Regions from separate parts of the Homo sapiens genome. Here region 1 is linked to region 2. A link is an interaction called in ENCODE POLR2A ChIA-PET data of the cell type or tissue named here. Cell type or tissue: B cell. All regions are shown on one strand. Each heading gives the region's core, and the rest is flanking DNA. Links, peaks and the distances in the headings are about the cores only.

Evidence for each region. ChIA-PET counts read pairs that join two places held together with the same protein. Peaks named below come from ENCODE experiments on the same cell type or tissue, not always from the same donor. Only the 100,000 strongest peaks of a DNase experiment are listed, where the experiment ranks them.
Region 1: POLR2A ChIA-PET joins it to region 2 with 7 read pairs; 1 of 35 experiments calls an interaction of 5 or more read pairs at or near these places.

Annotation. Positions count from the first base shown.
Region 1 is chr17:64,395,722-64,408,760 of GRCh38, reverse strand. No RefSeq gene overlaps it. Among named protein-coding and RNA genes, the nearest start is that of PECAM1, 11 kb to the right of the region's middle. RefSeq lists enhancers at 3,794-3,873, 3,984-4,093. In B cell, for the core only: no CTCF peak of the experiment used is centred there; a DNase peak (open chromatin) is centred at 7,930; H3K4me3 peaks cover 662 bases; H3K27ac peaks cover 3,210 bases.
Region 2 is chr17:63,951,790-63,959,590 of GRCh38, reverse strand. SCN4A (sodium voltage-gated channel alpha subunit 4) reads left to right here. Exons shown (of 24, transcript NM_000334.4): 12 at 153-326; 13 at 2,073-2,429; 14 at 7,691-7,801. Among named protein-coding and RNA genes, the nearest start is that of SCN4A, 17 kb to the left of the region's middle. RefSeq lists an enhancer at 1-630 and an insulator at 7,739-7,801. In B cell, for the core only: a CTCF peak has its summit at 4,049; a DNase peak (open chromatin) is centred at 4,980; H3K27ac peaks cover 2,382 bases.

The DNA of each region.
Region 1 (13,039 bases), core at 4,881-9,880, 450 kb before region 2:
ACTCAATAAATATTAGTTATTATTATTTAAATAAAAGCTCCATAGCGGAGTCTTATAATTTTTAGGAGTAAAATCATAACTCTCATGCAAATATAATATGAACATGTGTCAAATATTTTATTTAACTTATCAATTAATGAGTGAACCAGTGAAATGCTATAACTTACTCAAAGGAGAATCAAAGAGGATATGTATATATGATTAGATTGATTGACCAATTGATCATTAGATATGCAGATATCTACCATCAGGGATGCTAAAATGAGTTGGCTTAAAAGATGTAAAACTGGTTGGGTGCGGTGGCTCACGGCTATAATCCCAGCACTTTGGGAGGCTGAGGCGGGTGGATCACCTGAGGTCGGGAGTTTGAGACCAGCCTGACCAACATGAAGAAACCCCGTCTCTACCAAAACATACAAAATTAGCTGGGCGTGGTGGTGCATGCCTGTACTCCCAGCTACTCGGGAGGCTGAGGCATGAGAATCACTTGAACCCAGGAGGCGGAGGTTGCAGTGAGCCGAGATTGTGCCATTGCACTCCAGCCTGGACAAGAGCGAAACTCCGCCTCAAAACAAAAGATGCAAAATTGCTCAATATCATTAGGGGAATTATCAACTGCATCATCCCCACTGGTCACAACTTGCATTTCTCTGGACAACCTGGAAAATTATAAGATATCTCAAAGACAATGAAAGGCACAGAAACCTCAAAGAGTCAGATAAGCTGGAAGAATGTGCTAGATTGCCTCTACTTTTTGTTGAAGACACCCAGGAATGTTTTAGGCCTATTTCAAACCCTTTCACAATTTTTCCTGATGCTTGTTCATTTGATATGAGGTCAAAGGACAATACTTAACGTGACCCATATCCCTATAGAGTTTTATGATATTGAGGCCCGCAGTGGCCTTATGAGGAGCAATCTACAGGCTGGTGAGCTGAGGCTTGGTAGACTTGGCTCACATGAGTTCAGAAGTCCACAAACCTCCCCCAGGGCAGCTCATCCTCCCTTTCTTTTTTCTTTTCTTTTCTTTTTTTTTTTTTGAGATGGAGTCTCGCTCTGTCACCCAGGCTGGAGTGCAGTGGTGTGATCTTGGCTCACTGCAACCTCTGCCTCCTGGGTTCAAGTGATTCTCCTGCCTCAGCCTCCCTAGTAGCTGGGATTACAGGTGCCTGCCACCATGCCTGGCTAATTTTTGTAATTTTAGTAGAGATGGTGTTTCATCATGTTGGACCAAGCTGGTCTCGAACTCCTGACCTCAGGTGATCCTCCCGCCTCGTCCTCCCAAAGTGCTGGGATTACAGGCGTGAGCCACCGCACCCCGCCAGCTCCTGCTCCCTTTCATGGTGGGTGGTGCAAAGCAGGATTGCTCTTGGCCCCTCAAGGCCAAACTAATGAAACTGTGCTACGTGCAACTGATGCAGGGCAGGTGAACTCCAGAATTGGGGCTTAGCCTGGCAGGGTTCTTGGCTTTGCCCAGGAAAGAATTCAAGGGCAAGCTAGGGGAGCCGGTGGTGTTAGACAGCAACTTTTATTGAAGCGGCAGTGCACAGCAGCAGCAGACAGACTGCTCCTTGTGGAGCAGGGCTACCCTATAGGCAGTGTGCCCAGAGCACCAGCTCAGGGCAGTTCTGCATCATATGTGTGCCCATCTAGTTATATGCAAATTAAGGGCCAGACTATACAGAAATTTCTAGAAAAAGGGTGGTAACTTCTGGGTTGTCAGGTCATTGCCATGGAAAGGGGTGGTAACTTCCGGTGTTGTCATGGTAACGGTAAACTGACACGGCACACTGGTGGGCGTGTCTTATGGAAAGCTGCTTTCTCTCAGTCCCTGTTTAGCTAGTCTTCAATTTGGTCCAGTGTCCAAGCCCTACCTTTGGAGTTGAGTTCCGCCGCCTACCTCAGAACATTTGTAGAGCCATTTAAAAAGGAAAACTCTCTAATGTGACCCTTTGTAGATCCACTTTATGTCTGATAAGGAAAGGTTGGAATTCTTTCTGCTGTGTAGGCACAGGTTCAGGGCCACACAGCCCTTCCCTTCTTTGAACACCGGATTAGTGCATCAGGGAGCCCCGGCGTGGTGGATTCAGGCTCAAACACTGGAAACAGTCCAGCAAAACCTTGACCTATAGAGAGTGAAGGGCACAGGGCCAGGGGAGGGGAGCTCTTTGCGGACACAGAGTGACTTCTTTCTCTAACCTGCCTTTTGGGTTTCCTTGGCTTTTCCTTCCTCCTCCTCTCGGATGAACTTGTGAGAATGAAGGTGCATGTCTGTGGCCCATGCTGGGTCCTCCAGGCATGGTGGGCTCTGGGAGGGCCATGGCTGAGGAGCCCAAGGAAGCCAGGCCCGTTGCTTTCTCACCTGAGGATTCGTCTCAGAACCATGACACAGTCAAATGAGAACAGAAACCCCACTCTAAGGCCGGGGGCAGTGGCTCAGGCCTGTAATCCCAGCACTTTTTTGGGAGGCCAAGGTGGGTGGATCACTTGAGGTCAGGAGTTCGAGACCAGCCTGGCCAACATGGCAAAACCCCATCTCTACTAAAAATACAAAAAATTAGCTGGGCATGGTGGTGTATGCCTGTAATCCCAGCTACTCGGGAGGCTGAGGCACGAGAATCGCCTAAACCCAGGAGGTGGAGGTTGCAGTGAGCCAAGATTGTGCCACTGCACTCCAACCTGGGTGACAGATCCAGACCCTATCTCAAAAAAAAAAAAAAAAAGAAAAAAGAAAAGAAAGAAATCCCACTTCAAATCTCTACTAGAGGTTGCTTGAAGGTTGCTGGAAGGGAGATGTGAGAGCAGACTTACACCACTCTGCACAGAGAAAAACCCATGAAAAACTTGTGTCTCCCTCAGAGTCATGGTAGTGGCCCCAGCGTCCCTGACACCCCTCCCAAAGTCAACCAGTCAGTCTCTCCCTGTTTCCCTCACCCCCAGATCAGCTCCTTTCTGCCTCATCCTGGGCCTTCATCCTTCTGTTGTCCCCAGACGACCCCACCGCCCCTGGGGATAGACTAGGCTGCATTTTGCTTTTCTTTCTGTTTTTGGGGTCCCTGTCATTCTAAAGTTTGTCCAGCCAATCTGCTTAGGTTTCCACAGTGGGAACACAGACACCTTTTTTTTTTTGAGACGGAGTCTCCCTCCGTCACCCAGGCTGGAGTGCAGTGGTGCAATCTTGGCTCACTGCAACCTCCGCCTCCTGGGTTCAAGTGATTCAGCCTCTTGAATAGCTGCGACTACAGGCTTGTGCCACCACGCACGGCTAATTTTTGTATTTTTAGTAGACATGGGGTTTCACCATGTTGGTCAGGCTGGTCTCGAACTCCTGATCTCAAGTGATCCGGCCACCTCAGCCTCCCAAAGTGTTGGGATTACAGGTGTGAGCCACCGTGCCCGGCCAGATGCTGTTTTTTTATGTTGTCTGGGCAGTCATTTGTGCGCTCCATGAACAGTTGCATGGTCCTTTTTAGCATCAGACTAGAGCTATGATTCCCAGCCCACAGTGACAGAGGCCACCTAGCCACCTTTGCAATGGCAACCACATTGACGATGACAGTCTTCCTTCCTTTTCCTTTGTCTTCAGCTGTGGCAATCAGCGGGACACTGCTCTGACCCCTGGCATTGGTTTTGACAAATACTTGGCTCCTTGTTAGCTTTATTAATAAGATGAAGAGATATTTGACAGCTACATTCTCCCCCTAAAAGAAGAAGGAGTGGCCCACATGGCTTCTGGAGTTCTTGGGAACTGACACAAAACTTGCCTCTTGGTGGAGGCTGGGTTTGCCTCAGGTGGGCCCAGAGGAGACTCCGCAGCTTTAGGAATCACCTCCCTCTCTCTCAGCTGGCTTTTTCTTTTTTCTTTTTTTGACAGAGTCTCGCTCTGTGGCCCAGGCTGGAGTGTGGTGGTGCAATCTCGGCTCGCTGCAACTTCCGCCTCCCAGGTTTACTCGATTCTCTTGCCTCAGCCCTCTGAGTAGCTGAAACTACAGGCGCATGCCACCACGCCTGGCTAATTTTTGTATTTTTAGTATAGACGGGGTTTCACCATGTTGGCCAAGTTGGTCTCAAACTCCTGACCTCAAGTGATCCACCTGCTTCAGCCTCCCAAAGTGCTGGGATTACAGGCATGAGCCACTGCGCCTGACCTTTTTGTATTTTTTTAATAGAGACAGGGTTTCGCCATGTTGCCCAGGCTAGTCTCAAACCCCTGGCCTCAGGTGATCCGCCTGCTGTGGCCTCCCAAAGTGCTGGGATTACAGACATGAGCCACCATGCCCAGTCTCATCTGGCCTTTTAAAACATTTGCAAAACTTTCCTTACCTGCTGTGTTGCACAGTTCTGGCTGAAATATACCTCCCTATAATTTCCACCGAAAGTGGAAAAAAGTCTAGTTCTTCTTTCATATAAAACAATGCAATTATTTAGGCTGTGCAGGATCGGGGTGTCAGGTACTTTTCAGGTCTGAGGTGAGGCCGTGGGCAGGGCAGCTTCTACCCACCTCATCTCAACTCTCCCTTTTCTTGCTCAGTGTCACATGTAGGACCAGTTACATAATTTGTGGGTCTAGTGCAAATGAAAATTCAAAATTATCAGGAATTTCAAGGTGGCGACAGCAAGGCATCAAACCAAGCATGGCAGCTTCTGAGCACAGGGCCCCTGTGACGGCACGGGTCACACATCTATGAAGCTGGCTCTGGTCTCATGACTCATGTGTGTCAGGTCAGGGACTGGGTCTGAGCCTTCTGCCCAGAAAGGTGCTGTAAAAGGTCAGTCACAGAAGCCTTGTAGCAAGCCAGGCAGACACAGGCAGGCAGATGTGGTGCTGGGAACTTGGTTGATGTTTCACCTCCTGGCCCTCAGCTCCCCATCTGTAATATGGGTCATGATACCCCTGTGGTAGGCTGCTGATGACCCCCAAGGATATCAGGCCCTGACCCCTGGAACCTGTGAATGTTGCCCTATATGGTGTCTTAGTTTGTTTGGACTGGGTGCCTTAGAAACAACAAAAATGGGCCGGGCGCGGTGGCTCACGCCTGTAATCCCAGCACTTTGGGAGGCTGAGGCAGGTGGATCACCTGAGGTTGGGAGTTCAAGATCAGCTTGACCAACACAGAGAAACCCCATCTCTACTAAAAACACAAAATTAGCCAGGCATGGTGGCTCATGCCTGTAATCCCAGTTACTCAGCTGGCTGAGGCAGGAGAATCGCTTGAACCCGGGAGGCGGAGGTTTCAATGAGCTGAAATTGTGCCATTGCACTCCAGCCTGGGCAACAAGAATGAGACTCCATCTCAAAAAAAAAAAAAAAAAAGAAACAACAAAAATGTATTTCTCACAGTTCTGGAGTTTGGGAAGTCCAGCATCAAAGCTCCAGCAGCTCCAGTGTCTGGTGAGGCCTACTTCCTCATTTATAGATGGCTGTCTCTCTGCTGTGTCCTCACATGATGGAAAGGACTAGGGAATTCTTTTCTTGCCTTTTTTTTTTTTTTTTCTGTTTTGAGAAGGAGTCTTGCCCTGTCACCCGGGCTGGAGTGCAGTGGCGCGGTCTCGGCTGACCACAACCTTTGCCTCCTGGGTTCAAGTGATTCTCGTGCCTCAGCCTCCCAAGTAACTGAGGCTACAGGCGCGCCACCATGCCAGCTAATTTTTGTATTTTTAGTAGAGATAGGATTTTGCTACGTTGTCCAGGCTGGTCTCAAACTCGTGGCCTCACGTCGATCTGCCCACCTTGGCCACCCAAAGTGCTGGGATTACAGGCGTGAGCCACCGCACCGGGCCTAGGGATTTTCTTATGGTCCCTTTCATAAGGGCACCAGTCCCATTCATGAGGCCTCCACCCTCATGACATAACCACCTCCAAAGGCTCCACCTGCAAGTACTATCACACTGGGGAGTTGGTTCCAACATGTGAATTGTCGCGGGGATGCAAACATTCAGTTTGTAACATGTGGGAGAATGGGATTTGCAGATGTGATTAAGTTAACAGTTTTGAGTTGGGGAGATTATCTGGATGGGCTCCAAATGCAATCACAAGTGACTTTACCAGAGAGGCAGAGGGAGGCGGGGCACATTGGTTTATGCCTATAATCCCAGCACTTTGAGAGGCCCAGGCAGGAGAATCCCTTGAGCTCAAAAGTTCAAGGCCAACCTGGGAAACATAGCGAGACCTCATCTTTACAAATAATTAAAAAATTATCTAGGCATGGTGGTGTGTGCCTGTGGTCCCAGCTACTCAGGAGGCTGAGGTGAGAGAATCACTGGTGGTCAAGGCTGCAGTGAGTCGTGATTGAACCACTGCACTCCAGCCTTGGAAACAGGGTGAGACCCCATCTCAAATAAATAAATAAATAATAAATAAGGGAGATTAGACACACAGAAGAGAGGTGATGTGAAGATTGAGCAGAGATTTGAAGATGCTGGCCTTGAAGACTGGAGTGATGCACCCACAGACCAAGGAATGCCAGCAGCCACCAATCTGCTCCTGTAAGAGGCCAGGAACAGATTCTCCTCCCGCAGAGCCTCTGCAGGGAGTGTAGCCCTGCTGGCAGCTTGATTTTGGTCCATTCATACTTATTCTAGATCCAGAATGGGGAAAGAATAAGTTTCTGTTGTTTTAAGCCAGGAAGTGTGTGGGTATTTGTCACTGTAGCCACAGGAAATGAAAACATACCCTCTAAAATTTTTAAAATAACAGATTCATTGAGATATAGTTCACATGCCATACCATTTACCTATTTAAAGCGTGCAATTCAATGGTGTTTCATATATTCAGAGTTGTGCAACCATCACCCCAATCAATTTTAGAACATTTTCATTATCCCAAAAAGAAACCTGTATTCTTTAGCTATCTTGCCTAATCCCCCAGCCCTAGCCAACCAAACTACTTTCCATCTCCATGGATTTGCGTATTCCGGACATTGCATAGAAATGGAATTATATAATATGTGGCCTTTCATGTGTAGCTTCTTCCACTTAGCATGTTTTTAAAGTTCATCTATAGTGTAGCATGTATCAGTATTTCGTTCCTTTTGTTGTTGTTGTTTAGAGACAGAGTCTCATGCTATGACCTGGGCCAGAGTGCAGCGGTGCAATCCTAGCTCACTGTAGCCTCAAAGTCCTGAGCTCAAACAAGCCTCCCATCTCAGCCTCCAGAGTAGCTGGGACTACCGGGGCACACCACCACACCAGGCTAATTTTTAAAAATTTTTTGAGAGAAGTTGGTGGGAGGTGAAAAAAAAAATTTTTTTTTTTTGGTAGAGCCAGGGTCTGGCTATGTTGCCCAGGCTAGTCTCAAACTCCTGGCTTTAAGCGATTCTCCAGCCTCGGGCTCCCAAAGTGCTGGGATTACCGGTGTGAGCCACCATGCCCTGCCCAGTACTTTATTCTTTTTATTGCCAAATAATATTCCATTATATGGCTATAACACATTTTGTTTGCTCATTCATCAGTTGATGAACATTTGTGTTGTTTCTATATTTTGGCTATTGTGAATACTGCTTCTATAAACATTTGTGATTTTTTTTTTTTTTGAGACGGAGTCTTGCTCTGTTGCCCCAGGCTGGAGTGCAGTGGCGCGATCTCGGCTTACTGCAAGCTCTGCCTCCCGGGTTCACACCATTCTTCTGCCTCAGCCTCCCGAGTAGCTGGGACTACAGGTGCCCACCACCACGCCTGGCTAATTTTTTTGTATTTTTAGTAGAGACAGGATTTCACCGTGTTAGCCAGGATGACCTCGATCTCCTCACCTCATGATCCACCCGCCTCGGCCTCCCAAAGTGCTAGGATTACAGGCGTGAGCCACCGTGCCCAGCCCTATAAACATTTGTGTGCATGTTTTTGTGTGGACGTGTTTTCAGCTCTCTTGACTATATCCCCAAGGGTTGAATTGCTGCTGGATCACATGGTAACTCTATTTTTAATTTTGGGGAACCACCAACTGTTTTCAAAGTGGCTGTATCATTTTACAATGCCATAGTAGCATATGGGCATTCCTGTTTCTCTACATCCTCATCAATATTTGTTGTCTGTCTTTTTGGTTATAGTTATCCTAGTGGGTATGAAGTGGTATCTCATTGTAGTTTCGATTTGCAATTCCCTAATGACTAATGATGTTGAGCATCTTTTCATGTGCTTGGGGTCATTTTTTTTTTTTATCTTCTTAGGAGAAATAATCTGCTCAAATCCTTTTTTTTTTTTTTTTTTTTTAAGATGGAGTCTCATTCACTCTATTGCCCAGGCTGGAGTGCAGTGACATGATCTCAGCTCACTGCAACCTCTGCCTCCTGGGAACAAGCGATTCTCCTGCCTCAGCCTCCTGAGCTCCTGAGTATCTGGGATTATAGGCATGTGCCACCGCCCGGCTAATTTTTTGCATTTTTAGCTGAGATGGGGTTTCACCATATTGGCCAGGCTGGTCTTGGAACTCCTGACCTTGAGTGATCCTCCTGCCTCAGGCTCCCCAAGTGCTGGGATTACAGGCGTGAGCCACCACGCCCTGCCCCTTTGCCAATTCTTTAAAATGGTTGTGTTTTTGTTGTTGAGTTGTAACAGTTCTTTATATATTCAAGATCCTAGACCCTTATCAGATATATTATTTCCAAATATTTTCTCCCATTCTGTGAATTACCTTTCACTTTCCTAATGCTATCCTTTGCAATAAAAACATTTTTAATTTTAATACAGTCTAGTTTATCTGTTTTTGTTATTTTGTTGCTTGTGCTTTTGTGGTTTTGAGAACAGAATGCACAAACACCTGTTTTGGCTTCAGTGCCTGGGACATGGTGGTGCTCTTCCCAGGCCAGCGGCCAGGCCACTCAGGGTGGAAGACAGTAGGTCCCTTAACCCCTTGGGCTGTTGTGTGCCTGATCTGTTGTCAGGCCCTTCTTCATTAGGTTTAGAAGATACAGTCATCAGAAGAATAAAACCACTGTCTAGGTAAAAGAAATTTTTAAATATATAATATGAATATCTTCTTATTTATACCAGTACAGTTTCAAAATGTAATTTTTTTTTTTTTGTGGAGGAAGAGGTCTACAAAGGCAAAAATGCCTATGGTTATGAGTCATAATACAACCATGTCAGCCAGGTGCGGTGGCTCATGCCTATAATCCCAGCACTTTGGGAGGCCGAGGCGTGCAAATCGCTTGAGCTCAGGAGTTCAAGACCAGCCTGGGCAATGTGACGAGACCCCATCTCTACAAAAATTACCAAAATTAGCCGGATGTGGTGGTGCATGCCTACAGTCCCAGCTACTCGAGAGGCTGAGGTGGGAGGATGGCTTGAACCTGAGAGGCGGAGGTTGCAGTGAGCTGTGATCACACCGCTGCACTCCAGCATGTGCAACAGAACAAGAACCTGTCTCAAAAAAAACCCCAAAAAATCCCAAAAACAAAACAACCATGTCCCTTGTAACTGGAGGGGGCCTCCTGCAGGGGATGGAATAGCACAGACTCCTCCACAATGTCCCTGCCTGCCTCCCTTTTGCCCAGCTGCCCAACTTTGTGAGGGGCCAGACTGGGGTGGTGAGGGCAGCATATGGTGGGTGTGGAAGAAAAGGCACTGAGCGCTGCCCCTTGGGTTCACTAAGTCAGCTGAGCTCCAGAGCAGCGATTCAGATGTGGCAGGCCCAGCCAAACCAGATCAACAACTGTTGTTATTATTGTTCAATCATAACTATTGTTTTTTTTAAACTTTTTAATTAATTATTATTACTTTTTGAGACAAGGTCTTGCCCTGTTGCCCAGGTTAGAGTACAGTGGTGTGATCGTGGCTCACTGCAGCCTCAAACTCCTGGGCTTAAGCGTTGCTCCCACCTCAGCTTCACGAGTAGTTGGGACCACAGGCATGCACCACCGTATGCAGCTATTTTTTATATTTTTTTGTTGTTACTATGTTCTTACTGTGCTCTGCTGGTTAAATGTGCTTTCAAAGGCTAGCTCTTGTTTGATCTTCCTAACAAGCCTATTCAATGGGTAGATGGGCACATTATTCCCATTATATAGGTGAGGAACATGAGCCTCAGAGCATTTAAGCTATTAAGCTGCAGAGAACAGACAGGGAACCCAGGCTTCTGATTTACGCATTAGTGCACGTTCACTCCCAGGCTGGGGTGTGTCCCAAACCCAGTGGATGGGGGCTGTTGAGTCTGGCTCATCAACTCTCCAAGACTAATGAGATCTGAGGCTACAGGTGGGGGAAATGGAACGGCCGGTGAATCTCATTTCCAATCACCATTGTCATGAAATAGGTGGTTGGCCTGCTGTGCCCTCCGACATGTCTGTTGCCCACCTGCCTCCGCCTTCCTCCCCCCACTCCACCTCCAGTTGCTCAGAAAAACCACTTCCTGAAGTTTATTCCAGCAGACAGCTTTTTCTGTGCAGTTAACGAGTCGCTATGTTTCGGATCTGCGTTACTTCCCCGGTATTTGAAGGCAGGAGCACTGCAGGTAGGAATAACTGTGTGTCTGTCCTCCTTCAATTCTGCTTGGCTGAGAAGAAGCGAACAACACCATGGGAGAAACAGGGTCCTGGGTGAGTTTGTTAAGCCTGGTGGGAACTCCTGGGGTCCCTTGGTTATGTAGGAGTCAGTCTCTTGATCAGTTACCAAGAAGCCAAAGCCGTGTGGGAACCTTTGCCTCAACCCAATCAAGGAATCCACCAAGGTCAAGGGGAAGAAGTGAGGAGAAAGGAGAGGCCCACAAACGAATAAAAACCCATTCAATTTACTATATTGAAAAAGGCCAGGCCAGGCATAGTGGCTCATGCCTATAATCCCAGCACTTTGGGAGGCTGAGGCTGGAGGATCTTCTGAGACAAGAAGCTGGATTCCAGCCTGGGCAAGACCCTGTCTCTACAAAAAGTAAAAAATTAGCTGTGCGTGGTGGTGCACACCTGTAGTCCCAGCTACTTGGGAGGCTGAGGTGGGAGGATTGCTTGAGCTCAGGAGTTTGAGGCTGCCGTGAGCCATGATTGTGCCACTGCACTCCAGCCTAGGAGACAGAGTGAGACCCTGTCTCAAAAAAAAGATGTTGGCTGGGTGCGGTGGTTCATGCCTGTAATCTCAGCAGTTTGGGAGGTTGAGGTGGGCGGATTGCTTATGGTCAGGAGTTTGAGACCAGCCTGGCCAACATGGTGACATCCCATCTCTACTAAAAATACAAAAATTAGCTGGGCATGGTGGTGCACACCTGTGATCCCAGCTACTCGGGAGGCTGAGGCAGGAGAGTTGCTTGAACCCAGGAGGCAGAGGTTGCAGCAAGCCAAGATTGCGGCACTGCACTCCAGCCTGGGCCACAGAGCAAGACCCTGTCTCAAAAAAAAAAAAAAAAAAAAAAAAGGCCAGGCGCGGTGGCTCACGCCTGTAATCCCAGCACTTTGGGAGGCCGAGGCGGGCGGATCACGAGGTCAGGAGATCGAGACCATCCTGGCTAACACGGTGAAACCCTGTCTCTACTAAAAATACAAAAAATTAGCCAGGCGTGGTGGCAGGTGCCTGTAATCCCAGCTACTCCAGAGGCTGAGGCAGAGAATTGCTTGAACCTGGGAGGTGGAGGTTGCAGTGAGCCGAGATTGTGCCACTGTGCTCCAGCCTGGGCAACAGAGAGAGACTCTGTCTCAAAAAAAAAAAAAAAAGAAAAAGAAAAAAGACACACCAAAGATAATGATAATAATAATAAAAGGTACATACTGTATGAATCTTTACAAAATTCCAGAACATGGAAACTAATCAGAAAGCAGATCAATCTTTGCAGTGGGGAGGGTGCAGAGGGCAAGGGAGACGAGGGGCATAGGAACCTTTTGGGGGTGGTGGATGTGTCTGCTTCCTTGATTGTGGAGGTTGTTTCATCAGTATACACATGTCAACACTTTTCTGAGTGTATACTTTAAACACAGCTTATTTTATGTCAATTATATAATACTTCATAAAGCTGAACAGAAATTCAATTTCTTAATTAAAATTTTAAAGGTAATACTGCCGGGCACGGTGGCTCCCGCCTGTAATCCCAGCAGTTTGGGAGACCAAGGTGGGTGGGTGGATCACCCGAGGTCAGGAGTTCAAGACCAGTCTGGCCAACACGGTGAAACCCCATCTCTACTAAAAATACGAAAATTAGCTGGGCATGGTGGCACATGCCTGTAGTCCCAGCTACTCAGGAGGCTGAGGCAGGAGAATCACTTGAACCCTGGAGGTGGAGGTTGCAGTGAGCTGAGATAGTGCCACTGCACAACAGCCTGGGCAACAGCGCAAGACTCCATCTCAAAAAAAAAAGAAAAAAGTGAAAGGGTAATACAGTCACATGATTTAAATAACAAAAGTACAGAAAGCTTTACAAAGAAAAGTCCCCAACTGCTCAGTTTCTGCCACCCACCCCTCTGCCACAGATAATAAGAATCCTTTGCATCCTTACTGACTTTCTACAAGTTAATGTTTACCCTCCCCTACTGATTGTAAAGTATTCTAGTCTACTGTAAATAGCAAGTCAAACAAACGTTAATAACCTTAGAGTGTGAGGTAAACCCTGGACAGGCATGCAGTACTCATTTTTGCCTATTTCCAATTTCAGATACTTTTTCTTACATTATGGAAACTATCTGTTCATATTCTTTGCCCATTTTTCTATTGGATTGTTGGTCTTTTCTTTTTCTTCTTCTCTTTTATTTTCTTTCTTTTAATCAGGCAGCCTCCCAAGCCAGAGTAGCTTAGACAGACTCCCGAACTTTTTCTTCTTAATTTATGAGTGTTCTTCACACACTAGGGAAGTTAGCTCTTTGTCCGTGATGTGAGTTGCAAACATTTTTTCCAGTTAGTAGTTTTTCTCTTGACTAATTTTTTTTTTTTTTTTTTTGGCAAAACAGAACTTTTTTTTCATAAAGTACAATTTATCAATCAATTTTATGGCTTCTGGATTTTAAGTTTTAGTTAAACCAGCCTCTGCCATTCAAGGTTGTAAGGACTTCTTTTCTTCTTTTGTATTTTCTTCTAGAACTTTTTTTTTTTTTTTTTTTTGCGAGACAGAGTCTTGCTCTGTTGCCCAGGC
Region 2 (7,801 bases), core at 2,802-7,801:
GGGCCATGCATGCCACTCCTGCTCCTCTCAGGGCTCTGGACCCCTTCCCCTCCGCCCCCGCAGCCTCTGCCAGGAGGTGGGAGTTGGGTGGGAGACTTCCAGGGCCCTGGGCTCCCCGAGGCTCTGTGACAGGGCCTCATGCCACCCCCTAGGTCTTCACAGGCATCTTCACAGCAGAGATGGTTCTGAAGCTGATTGCCATGGACCCCTACGAGTATTTCCAGCAGGGTTGGAATATCTTCGACAGCATCATCGTCACCCTCAGCCTGGTAGAGCTAGGCCTGGCCAACGTACAGGGACTGTCTGTGCTACGCTCCTTCCGTCTGGTACACAAAAGCCCCAGGGCCAGGGGCTGGGATGGGGGTGGGGTGAGGAGACTAAGGAGGGTGGGCACAGGGATGGGAGGAGAAACCCCAGGAAGCTAGAGGGCTGAAAACGAGGCCTCCTCTGCCTTGTGCACACCTGTTACCTCTCAGAACCTTTCTTACCTGTAAAACAGAGAAAAGGAGAGCCCTGTCTTCTTTCATAGGGCTGCTGGGGGGACCCAAGTGACAGAGGCCAACACTGGGTTTGATTCCTTAATGACCTTGAGCAGCAGTGGAGCAGGAACTCCAGCCCCATACTGCAGACCTGAAAGCCGGGGCTCTGGAAGTTCATTAGGAGTAGGATTGGGACCTCTGAATTTCTGTCTTTTCACCACCCCATAAGGAGCACTATTATTCTTTTTAAAACTTTATCAGCTGGACGCGGTGGCTCACGCCTGTAATCCCAACACTTTGGGAGGCCAAGGCGCGTGGATCACCTGAGGTCAGGAGTTCAAGACCAGCCTGGCCAACATGGTGAAACTCCGTCTCTACGAAAAACACAAAAATTAGCTGGGCTTGGTGGCGCACGCCTGTAATCCCAGCTACTTGGGAGGCTGAGGCAGGAGAATCACTTGAACCCGGAAGGCTGAGGTTGCAGTGAGCCGAGATCGCACCACTGCACTCCAGCCTGGGTAACAGATTGAGACTCTGTCTCAAAAAAAACAACAACAACAAACTTTATCAAGGGATCTTTTCATGCATGCACAAAAGTATAGAGAAAGTATAATGAACCTCCACGTACCTATCACCCAGCTTCAACAACTATCAACATTCTACAATTCCTGTTGCATCTGTCCCCCAATTTTTATTGTGAAAGCAAATCCCAACATATAATTTCACTTGTAAATACTTTAGTCTGTATTTTTTTTTTTAGACAGGGTTTCTCTGTCACCCAGGCTGGAGTGCAGTGGTACGATCACTGCTCACTGCAGCCTTGACCTCCCCAGACTCAGGTGATTCTCCCACCTCAGCCTCCTGCATAGGTGGGACCACCATGCCTAGCTAATTTTTGTAATTTTTGTAGGTCAGGGTTTCGCCATGTTGCCCAGGCTGGTCTCCAACTCCTAGGCTCAAGTGATGCACCTTCTTCGGCCTCCCAAAGTGCTGGGATTACAGGTGTGAGCCAACTGCTCCCAGCCATAGTCTGTATCTTTAACAGATAATGACGAATGACATTTTTTCTCTTTTCTTTTCTTTTTCTTTTTCTTTTTTTTTTTTTTTTTAGTGGAGTTTTGTTCTGTAGCCCAGGCTGGAGTGCAGTGGTGCAATCTCTGCTCACTACAAGCTCCACCTCCCTGGTTGAAGCGATTCTCCTTCCTAAGCCTCCTGAGTAACTGAGATTACAGGCACTCGCCACCATGCCCGACTAATTTTTTGTATTTTTAGTAGAGACAGGATTTTACCATGTCAGCCAAGCTGGTTTCCAGCTCCTGAGCTTAAGTGATCCACCCGCCTCGGCTTCCCAAAGTGCTGGGATTACAGGCGTGAGCCACCGCGCCTGGCCTGGACTTGTTTTCTTTTTAACACATGAAGGGCCTGAGGTGGTAGAATGAGTGTTCCCATTTAGCAGAAGGGCACACTGAGGACTCAGATGGTGTGGGGGGCTGGAGATTCAAGCTACTCGACACTGTTCTTTCTCCTAAGGCTGGGGCTGCCTTGGGTGGTGGTCCCTGGGCCTCATTCACCCTTGCCCTCCCTGCTTGGCAGCTGCGGGTCTTCAAGCTGGCCAAGTCGTGGCCAACGCTGAACATGCTCATCAAGATCATTGGCAATTCAGTGGGGGCGCTGGGTAACCTGACGCTGGTGCTGGCTATCATCGTGTTCATCTTCGCCGTGGTGGGCATGCAGCTGTTTGGCAAGAGCTACAAGGAGTGCGTGTGCAAGATTGCCTTGGACTGCAACCTGCCGCGCTGGCACATGCATGATTTCTTCCACTCCTTCCTCATCGTCTTCCGCATCCTGTGCGGGGAGTGGATCGAGACCATGTGGGACTGCATGGAGGTGGCCGGCCAAGCCATGTGCCTCACCGTCTTCCTCATGGTCATGGTCATCGGCAATCTTGTGGTGAGTGAGGCTGGCTGGGTGGCCCCTGCCCTCACCCGGGAAGCGTACAAGATGTACCTGATATTTGACTGTTTTCTATCTCCCCAACACATCCTCTCCAAAATGGCAATTTTATGTGGTTTAACCCCGTAGTTCTCAAATTTTAACCTGTGTAAGAATCACTTAGGAGTTACTTAAAACATAGATCCCCGGCCCCACCCCCAGAGTGTCTGATTCAGCAGCTCTGGGCCTAGGCCTGGGGACCTGCATTTCTGACAAGCTCCGAGGTGATGCTGATCAGTGGATGCTGATGGTGGTTCTGGGACCATGCTATGAGTAGCGCTGTTGGAACCTAGTGTTTTGAGTAAAGCAACATGATAATGAGTCAGACAGACCCACATTCCAGTCCCAGCTCCTTTGCCATCATCTGTGTGACCTTGAGCTAACTGCTGCTCTCTAGTCAAGCTGGGTTCTCTAACCCTCACATAGAAGAAAAACAACAGGGAGTTCATGAGGTCACTGCAAAGATGATGCCATAGTGTGTACAAAGGCACAGTTTTGTGGGGGAACCTGGGCCTCCTGGCCTTCTCCCACCCTCTTGACCTCCTCTGCTCCAGGGCCTATGGTCCAGGCGCCGAAAAAGAGAATCAGGCTGGATGTGGTGGCTCATGCCCATAGTCCCAGCACTTTAGGAGGCCAAGGCCAGGAGTTCAAGACCAGCCTGGGCAACATAGCAAGACACTCTTATCTCTACAAAAAATGGAAAAATGAAAAAAATTAGCTAGGCATGGTGGCACACACCAAACCCAGCTATTTGGGAGGCTGAGGCAGGAAGATGGTTTGAGCCGTGGACTTCAAAGCTGTAGTGAGCTGTGATCCTGCCACTGCACTCCAGCATGGGGGGGCAGAGCAAGACCCCATCTCTAGAAAACAAAAAAGAAACAGGTGCAGATATTGGGAAAATGCAGAGATGGCATAAACTGCATCTCTTCTGCCGCTTACTGTGGTTCAGGGCTTGGCATGAGGGGCTGGTGCAGAGGAAGGGGCCAGGAGGTGAGAGCCAGGGTATAGGGCCATGGTCCAGCTGGCCAGCATTTCTGCGGCTAGGGCCTCTGGAGGTGACCCTGACTTCTCCCCTTCTTGGGGTGGCAGTGGAGGTCACTCCTGCCAGAGCCCTGCAGTGCTGTGCCCAGCTGCCCCCTGCAGTGGCTGGTGCTGCCCTGGGCAACAGGGACTGGGAAGACGCCTGTCCCCATGTTCCCCAAAGGCCTATGGAATCCCTGAGCTGCAGCGACAGAGCTTCTCAGATATTGCTGATCTCTGGCTGGGGGCAGCACCAAGAGAGGGAAGGGGGTGTCACCTCAGCTGCAGAAGAAGACTATGCTGCAGCTACAGAGGAGAACCCAGGCCTCCTGTCCCTGAAAGGAGGGTCTTAGGGAGTGGGGAGAGAGAGGGAAGGTGCCCGGGCCCAACTTTGGGGCAGGATTGGGGATGGGGAGAGCAGACCCTGAGTAGGAGTTTGTTGATGTAAGTCTAAGGACTTGGGGGTGACTGAGTCTTCAGGGAGTTGCTGTTTCTATGTGTGGAAACTCAGAAACGTTTTAAATCCCCACTTTGCCACTCACTGACTGGGAAACCTCGAGCCCGTTATTTAACCCTTTGGGCCTCAGTTTTCCCATCTGGAAAACGGGGATGAAAATGGGGATGACTCTTTCACTGGGTGGTTGCAAGGATTATGTTACGCATGCGCTTACAAGTGCTTACCAAAGTGCCTGGCCACGTGGCTGGGAGTACAGGTGTTGCAGGCGTGCGGCAGGGCAGTGCTGGTTTAGGTTCCCGCCACCAGGGCGATGCTCCTGTATTGGCAGTGGGGGGCCTACTGTATGTCAGTCCCTGCCAAAGGGAGTTACTGGCATTGCCCCTAATTCTCTCAGCCACCCCATGAGACAGGTAATGTTATTTCCACACTCTCGAGGAGGCACTGCCCAGAACCACACAACTAGTGAGAAACAGAGCTGGTGCTGGAACTGGGTCCATGTAACTCCAGTAACGATAACATCAATGACAACAGTATCGTAATAATGATAACGTCAGCATCAGCAGAAGCATGGTGACAGCTGACATTTATTTAGCATTTACCCAGCATTCTGGGTGCTTCACATGTATTCATTTCACCTCATCCTCACGCCCACCTGTGAGGGGCGCGCTGGTTCATGTTTTATAGATGAGGAAACAGGGGCTCAGGGAGGTGAGTCTGTCCCGTGTGTGGGACGGGAGCCCCTGCAATCTGGCTGCAGAGTCTGGAACCAGTACAGGCCCTGCTTCTGTGTGCCTGTCACCCCTATCACACAGACATGCACACACGAACACACCACTGACATCCTTTCCCAGCCCAGCTCTGTGGCTCTCCCAGTTTGCTCAGAGGGAGTGGAACGGCCCAGGGAGGTGGCACTGTCAGCTCCTTGGGCACTGTCCCCTCCCACCACCTCCCCAGGCTTCAGAGAAGCAGGTGTCTGCCAGAGGCCACCAGGGCACCCTGCCAGAGAGTGTGAGGACCCGCATCCCCTGCACCTATGGCACTTGGTCACTTCCTGCGGGTAACTGTGAAGAAGAAGAGGAAGTGACTAGGTAACCCAAAGCACAGAACCCCCAGGGAAATTGATGTCGGCCCCCTCCCCTCCTCCCTTCCCCCATGCCTGGGGCAGCTATTTCTGTCTTGGGCAGGAGCCGTGTGCAAACCCTGCTGACCCAGAGAGCAGCTAATTCCCATCTCAGATGTGTTTCTGGCAACTGGATGCCTCCCCCCAGAGAGGGAGAAGAAAGACTAATGCGTTTTGGTGGGGGGCAAAGGCAGAAAAGCCTCTAGGGGACATGGCGGGGAGGAAGGGAGCCATGGAAATTCCCCTAGCACATTCTCTCAAAGAGCGTTTTCAGATAGTTTTTAAAGAGAGTATTTAACATGATTAACAGAATATAATCAACAGAATGTAGTGAAGACAATGACGAGAAGACCTTGGAGGAGGCTGGTGAGAGCCAGGAGTGAGACCCGCCGAGGAGACGGCCAAGGGTGGCGGATCTGCAAGTGCAGGCTCCCCAATTCCCCATGCCCTCTCACTCCCCCAGGGCTCCGAGGAAGAACCTGGCTATGCTTCTGGCTGATGGGAGCTGGGACCCTCACCCCAGCCAGGATTCTCCTTCCTCCCACTGCCCAGGGCCAGGCAGACTGGTAGAAGGAAGGGTGACCACATTAAAGACCTTCAGGGCTGCCATTCACCTTGTAGGCTAAGTGAAAGATGCCTTCTAAAGTTATACAATGACTAGAATCCTGGTTCGAGTCCTGGCTATGCTCTGTGTCCTAGAGCAGGCCACGCCACCTCTCTAGGACTCAGTTTACTCATCTATAAAATGCTGAGCTGGCCTCAGAGTTCACCACACTCTTCCTACACCTTGTATAACTTTCTTTCTTTCTTTCTTTTTCTTTTTCTTTTTTTTTTTTTCTTCAAGGCAGGGTCTCGCACTGTCACCCAGGCTGGAGTGCAGTGGGTGCAATCTGGGCTCACTGCAACCTCCGCCTCCCGGGTTCAAGTGATTCTCCTGCCTCAGCCTCCCAAGTAGCTGGGATTATAGGTGCACCACCACGCCCAGCTAATTTTTGTATTTTTAGTACATGGTTTCACCATGTTGGCCAGGCTGGAGCACCTTGTATAGCTTTCTATTATTTCAAACATAATAACAGCCAACATGCGTTGAGTGCCTACTGTGTGCTCTACTTGTATTGATGGGTTTTTTGTTTGTTTTTTGTTTTTTTGTTTTGTTTTGTTTTGAGATGGAGTCTCGCTCTGTCGCCCCGGCTGGAGTGCAATGGCGTGATCTCGACTCACTGCAACCTCCACCTCCCGGGTTCAAGCGATTCTCCTGCCTCAGCCTCCCAAGTAGTTAGGACTACAGGCGCATGCCACCACGCCCAGCTAACTTTTTGTATTTTTAGTAGAGACGGGGTTTCACCATGTTAGCCAGGATTGTCTTGATCTCCTGACCTCGTGATCCGCCTGCCCCAGCCTCCCAAAGTGCTGGGATTATAGGTGTGAGCCACTGCGCCTGGGCTTTTATTGATCCTTTAATCCTCACAACAATGGGAGGAACACTTGGATAATCTCCTTTTTACAGATGAGGAAACTGAGGCACAGGGCAGTGAGGCAAATTGCCTCAGAGCACACAGCTAATAAACTGGGGTTCAGAGCCCTGCAATGTGGTTTCAAAAGCTGTGCACTCCAGTCTCTGCTGCCACCCAAACCCACAGTATTGCATGTGATTGATCTGCTCTCTGTCTCTGCTGGTCTGTGAGCTCCCTGAGGCCATTCATGCAGTGACGGGGGCTCAGGAAATGTCTATCCACTGGAAAATAAAGTGGGTGGGGGTGCTGGGGGGGAGCAGCAGTAGCCTCCTAAGTCTTTCCGTAGGGATGTGGGACAAGAACCAGAATAGATGGAGTCGGAAACCCCAAGAGGAGAAAAGAGGGTAAATAGTAGGTCAGATGTCCCTTCCAGAGTAGCAGGGGCCAAGCTTCTGCACTCCAGGAGTGCGGGGTCTATAAAGTCCCACTTAACAGAGGTGGAGAAGAAGGCACAAAAGATAAAGGTTCCCAGTAAGTCCTGGAAGCTCGGCGACTTGAGCCCAGTTCTTTGTTCCGCATCCTCCAGAAGTGGAGGTAAAGGACAGTCATGGGCCAGGCACCGTGGTGATGCCTCTAATCCCAGCACTTTGGGAGGCCGAGGCAGGCGGATCACTTGAGGTCAGGAGTTTGAGACCAGCCTGGGCAACATGTTGAAACCCCGTCTCTACAAAAAATACAAAGATTAGCTGGGCATGGTGGCACTTGAACTTGGGAGGTGGAGGTTGCCGTGAGCCGAAATCGCGCCACAGCACTCCAGCCCGGAGTCTGGAGGCAACAGAGGGAGACTCCTCCATCTCGAAAAAAAAAAAAGAAAAAAAAGGACAGTCATGGAGAGAGTTCCTGTCCCCCAGCAGGCCTCCCTAAACCCTGCCTCTGCCCTGGGTAGCAGAGTCCTCTCAGAAGCCCAAGCCTCAGTTTCCCCATCTGCAGAAGGGATAATAACCATCACCTCCATGAGCAGTTGTGAACACCTCTTAGGTGGCGTTCTTTTAAATGCCCAACATGTGGTAGTTTGGATCTGTAGACCGAGGACCCCTGTGCTGGCTGAAGGTGGCACCCTCTGGGTCCCGGGGACTGATGTGAGGCTCCCCCTGACCCCATGCCCCAGGTCCTGAACCTGTTCCTGGCTCTGCTGCTGAGCTCCTTCAGCGCCGACAGTCTGGCAGCCTCGGATGAGGATGGCGAGATGAACAACCTGCAGATTGCCATCGGGCGCATC